Linked DNA regions of Homo sapiens: region 1 is linked to region 2. Evidence: chromatin loops called from intact Hi-C (ENCODE). Cell type or tissue: CD4-positive, alpha-beta T cell. All regions are shown on one strand.

Region 1 (2,500 bases), 300 kb before region 2:
CAGAAAATCTCTCTGGCTTCTAGGGGATCTTAGGAGAAACTGGGCTTCTGCACAGCAAAAGCAGCCATCAATGGAGTAAACAGACAACCTGCAGAACAGGAGAAAATATTCACAAACTCAAATACTCATGAAATACTCACAAACTATCAGCAAAGGGCTAAGATCCAGAATCTATAAGGAACCTAAACAATTCAACAAGCTAAAAACAACTCCATTTAAAAATGGGCAAAGGACTTGAACAGACACGTCTCAAAAGAAGACATATATGCAGCCAACAAACGTGAAAAAATGCTCAACATCACTAATCATCAGAAATGCAGATCAAAATCACAATGAGACACTATCTCACACCAGTCAGAATGGCTATTACTAAAAAGTGAAAAAATTAACAGATGTTGGCAAATTTGTACAGAAAAAGGCAACATTTATACACCATGTGGGAGTGTATTAGTTAAGCTACCATGGAAAGCAATTCAGAGGTTTCTGAAAGAACTAAAAGTAGAACTGTCATTTGACCCAGCAATGCCATTATTGGGTACATAACCAAAGGAAAAGAAATCATTCTACCAAAAAGACACATGCACTCATATGTTTATTGCAGCACAATTCACAATAGCAAAGAAATGGAATCAACCTAGGTGCCTGTCATTGGGGGACTGGATACAGAAAATGTGGTACATATACACCATGTGTATATGTACATACAGAAATGTGGTACATATACACAACACAGCCATAAAAAAGTGACATTATGTCCTTTGCAGCAACATGGATGCAGCTGGAGACAATTATCCTAAGTGAATTAATACAGGAACAGAAAACCAAATGCTACATGTTCTCACTTATAAGTGGGAACTAAACGTTGGGCACGCATGGACATAAGGATGAGAACAAGAGACCCTGGGGACTACTGGAGCAGAGAGAAAGGGAGAGGGAGAGGGTTGAAAAACTAACTTATTGGGTACTATGCTCACTACCTGAGTGATAGGATCACTCAGATCCCAAACCTCAGTGGTGTCATGCAATAAATCCATGTAACAAACCTGCACATGTACCCCTGAATTTAAAATAAAAGTTGAGGAAAAGAAGAAAAAGAAAACTGGGAAGAGGGACTGGTGCACTGACATCCATTCCTGCAGAGGGCACCAAAGGCCAGACAATCCCATTTTTAACAAAGTTGAGATTTGGGGGTTTTCTTGTTTTTTAACCATAATCCCATCCACAAGAGGGTGGATATGCAGCTCTTTTTTTTGTTATTTGTTTGTTTTCTCTCTCTCTCCTCTCTCTCACTCTGTTGTTTTTGTTCTTTTTTTCTGCTTTTTCTTTTTTTAATGTTTTTCTTTTTTATCAATTGAGATAAAATTTACATAATATAAAATTGACCATTTTAAAGCATACCATTTGGTGGCATTAAGTACATTCCCAATGTTTTGCAACCACCACCTCTATCTAATTCCAAAATATTTTCATCACCCTAAATAAAACCCCCAAAATATTAAACAGTTATTCCTCATCTCCATTTCCACCTCCCCCATCTCCTCAGCCCCAACAACCACAGTTTTCTTTCTGTCCCTGTATTTACCTGTCTGATCATTTCATATGAATGGAATTGTGCAGTGTGTGACCTCCTGTCTTCTTCTTGCCTTTGAACTTTAAACATTGTACCTGAGGTGGGTTGAGCTGAATGTGTCTGCAGGAGCCCCGACTGCCCACATGAGAGACTCTGGGCCACACATGGGCTCATGCACAGAAGGACCACCGTGTCAGGTGACCTACCCATGGGCTGAAAGCCCACACCGCCAGGACACCTTTCTCTGCCATAGCTTCTCCCAGTGCTTGTGACACTCTTCATCCGACAACAGGCATCACAATCTGCTCTCAACACAGTGTGCTCTGTACATCGTAGCGGCTCACTCTAGATTGTTCAAACCTGAGTCCTTCTTCCCAAGTCATCAGGACAAGTGTGACTGGATGCAGCACAGTGGCTCATGCCAGTAACCACGGTACTTTGATAAGCCGAAGTGGGAGGATTGCTTAAGCCCAGGAGTTCAAGACAAGCCTGGGCAACATAGCACGACTTTATCTCTACAAAAAATACCAAAAATTTAGCCAGGCATGATGGTGCACCTGTGGTCCCAGCTACTTGGGAGGCTGAGATGGGAGGATTGCTTGAGTCTGGGAGATCAAGGATGCAGTGAGCTGAGATCACACCACTGTACTCCAGCCTGGGTGACAGAGTGAGACCCTGTCTTTAACAACATATTAATTAATGTTTTTTTGAGGCAGAGTCTCACTCTGTCACCCAGGCTGGAGTGCAGTAGCACGATCTTGGCTCACTGCAACCTCCACCTCCCTGGTTCAAGCAATTCCCCTGCCTCAGCCTCCCAAGTAGCTGGGATTACAGGCACAGGCCACCATGCTGGGCTAATTTTTTTGTATTTTTAGTACAGATGGGTTTCCACCACGTTGGCCAGACTGGTCTTGAACTCCTGACCTCAGG
Region 2 (2,500 bases):
GACTCTGACCAAAGCTGTTGAGAGCGGACACTCGGAACTGGAAGTTCCCCTCCTCCGCCACATCAGCCACGGTCAGCTCAGGTGTAGCCACCCATTCAGCCTCGTGGCACCTGATCCAGGTGTAGGTGCCAAGCTTCTTCTTCTCTACCAGGTAGCCGTCGATAGTGACAGGGCGTTCCCCATGGGGTGGTGGGGACCAGCTGAGAATCACGGAACTCTCCATCCTGGCCTTTACCACAGGATCCACAGGGGGTTGCAGGGGAGGCTTCCTGGGGGCTGTGTAGAGGGTGGGCAGAGGTCAACTACTGGGAGCCTCTTCCTGAGCCCTGGGTCTGGAATCACCTGGAGGGGTGTCACAGGATCCCCAGCTCTCTTGGGGCTGCTCTGGGGACCTGGACCACTGGCCACAACCTCCAGCCCCAGACCTGCAGCCACTTCTCTGGTTGCAGCTGAAAGACTGCGCGGGGGCTCAGGGAGCCTAACGTTGGAGGGCCAGGGCTATGGTCTTGCCCGGCGGCCCTCGGTACAGCAGGCTGAAGCCCAGAGAGCTGAGGTAATGGAGGGCAGGGGACTGGGACCAGGGAGACAGCAGGGAAGCGATGCCATCCTGGGAGCACCCTCAGGCCCTCACCCGACACGCAGAACTGGGTGGACGTCTGGCAGTCGCCAGCCATAAAGGCCACCTGGCCCACATCCTCCAGGCAGCACTGGGAGATGGTTAGTGTGTGGCGCGTGCCCTCCGCGGAGATGGCCACGCGGCCCCCCGCCACCACTTCCTCCTGGTTCCGCAGCCAGTGGACGGGGCCCACCGGGACCGCCAGCTCCACGCAAAACATAGCCGTGTCGCCCACGCGCACCGCCGTCTTCCGAGGGAGCTTTCGGAGGAGGTTTCCTGGGGTGGAGGGAGCCGGGCCAGTCAGACCAGCCCCTGCACGCCCCGCTCCAGACTCGCTCCTCCGCTTGCCCCCTGTCTCCCGGTTCCCAACTGCCTCCGATTCACTCCCCCGCGCAACCCCTTACCTGTCCCGCCGGCCCAAGTCCCAGCTCGGTCCCACAAGACCCCTGCCCACTCCGTCTCCCCTTCCCCCTAATCACCACCCCGTGCCCGGCCCGAGCTTGCTCCTCCGCCCCCACCTTACCTGCCCTTCCCGCCCCAGTCCCGCCCCTGCCTGCCCCAGTCCCAACTCGTACCTCGCAAGCCCAGTCCGTCTGCACCCTGCCCGCCCCCGTGCCCGCCCAGCCCGTGCGGCCTGGCTCCCCCCTCCCCCGCCCCCGGCTCCCTTCTCGGTGCCTCCTTGCCCCCGCTACCTCCCCGAAGCCGCCCTGTGCCCCGCCCCGTGCCCCGCCCCGCCTGCCTTGGACTGCGAGCTCCGCCACCGTGCGGCTGCCCTCTGGCGTCTCGCAGATGTACACCGCGTCGTCGTCGGCCGAGACATTGCGCACGGTCAGGCGGCGCTCGGTGCCCTCCTCCTCGATGCCGTACTTGGCGCTCGCCCACAACCGCGTCTCCTCCTTGAACCACGCGGCCTCAGTGGACGGCTGGGGCACCTCACATAGGAACGTGGCCGACTCCTTCTCCCGCACCTCCAGATCTTGCAGCCGCTTTTTGAAGGGAACCGCGGGCTCTGCCAGGAGAGAAGACTGGTGAGAGGGGCGGGGCCGGAGGGTGCAGGACGACGGCGGGGTGGGAAGGGGGAAATTGGGGGATTGTGGGCGGGAAAGGAGACTGGAGGATGCAGAGGTGAGGGTGTGGGAAGGAATAGGGGACAGGAGCAGAGGGGCTGGGAGGCTGGAAAGGAGAGGGTGCAGGGTAGAGGAGTGGGCTGGGGAGAGGAGCGAGCAGGAGGCAGAGGGGCTAAGGGTTGGGAAGGGCGCAGGGGAGGAGACAGGAAGTTGGGGGGCGGGGGAGTAGAAGAGCAGAAGGCAGAGTGGTGGAGGTTGGGTTGGGAGCAGCGGGAGGGAGAGGGCGGGGCTGAGGAGGTGGGATCCCCTGCGGCCCCGCCCCTCTCACACCTCTCGCCCCTGTCTGTGGGCCAGCGGTGGCGGGTTGGGGGCGCGGCATGCAAAGGGGGCGGGGCGGGCAGGGGACTGGGTGGGGAAAGCGGGTTGCGGGTGTTTAGAATAGGTCGTGGGGCGTCGCCCGCATTTTGCGCACCAGGAACGGACACCTGCAACCCTGGATTCCACGACCGGACAGACGCGGGTGGGAAACGGCAGACCGCAAGGGCGAAAGGACCCAGGTGCACGGGTTGCGGAGGAGCCTGGGCCCGCGCGCCCCGCACCCAGGAGCTCACCGCGCACTACGACCAGCACAGAGCTGTAGGTCTGGCCCACGAGGTTGGACGCCGTGCAGGTGTAGAGGCCGCGGTCCGACTGCTTGCAGAAGAGGATCTTGAGCACGAAGTTCTCCTGCGCGTCCTCGTACACCACGTGGCGCCGGCCCTCGGTCACCAGCTGGCCGTCCTTCTTCCACACCGTCTCGGGCTTGGGCTCGCCGGTC

The links. Peaks named below come from ENCODE experiments on the same cell type or tissue, not always from the same donor. Only the 100,000 strongest peaks of a DNase experiment are listed, where the experiment ranks them.
Region 1: it touches region 2 in a loop (16-fold over the local background); 23 of 110 quality-filtered maps call a loop at or near these places.

Annotation. Positions count from the first base shown.
Region 1 is chr1:228,514,104-228,516,603 of GRCh38, reverse strand. No RefSeq gene overlaps it. Among named protein-coding and RNA genes, the nearest start is that of RNF187, 28 kb to the right of the region's middle. In CD4-positive, alpha-beta T cell, CTCF peaks have their summits at 938 and 1,147 (motif pointing right); a DNase peak (open chromatin) is centred at 1,153.
Region 2 is chr1:228,212,566-228,215,065 of GRCh38, reverse strand. It overlaps OBSCN (obscurin, cytoskeletal calmodulin and titin-interacting RhoGEF), which reads right to left. Exons shown (of 116, transcript NM_001386125.1): 2 at 2,295-2,500; 3 at 1,356-1,625; 4 at 632-892; 5 at 1-276. OBSCN-AS1 (OBSCN antisense RNA 1) reads left to right here and starts at 1,411. Exons shown (of 2, transcript NR_073155.1): 1 at 1,411-1,644. RefSeq lists a silencer at 1,275-1,324. In CD4-positive, alpha-beta T cell, a CTCF peak has its summit at 1,423 (motif pointing left); a DNase peak (open chromatin) is centred at 1,965; H3K4me3 peaks cover 1,640 bases.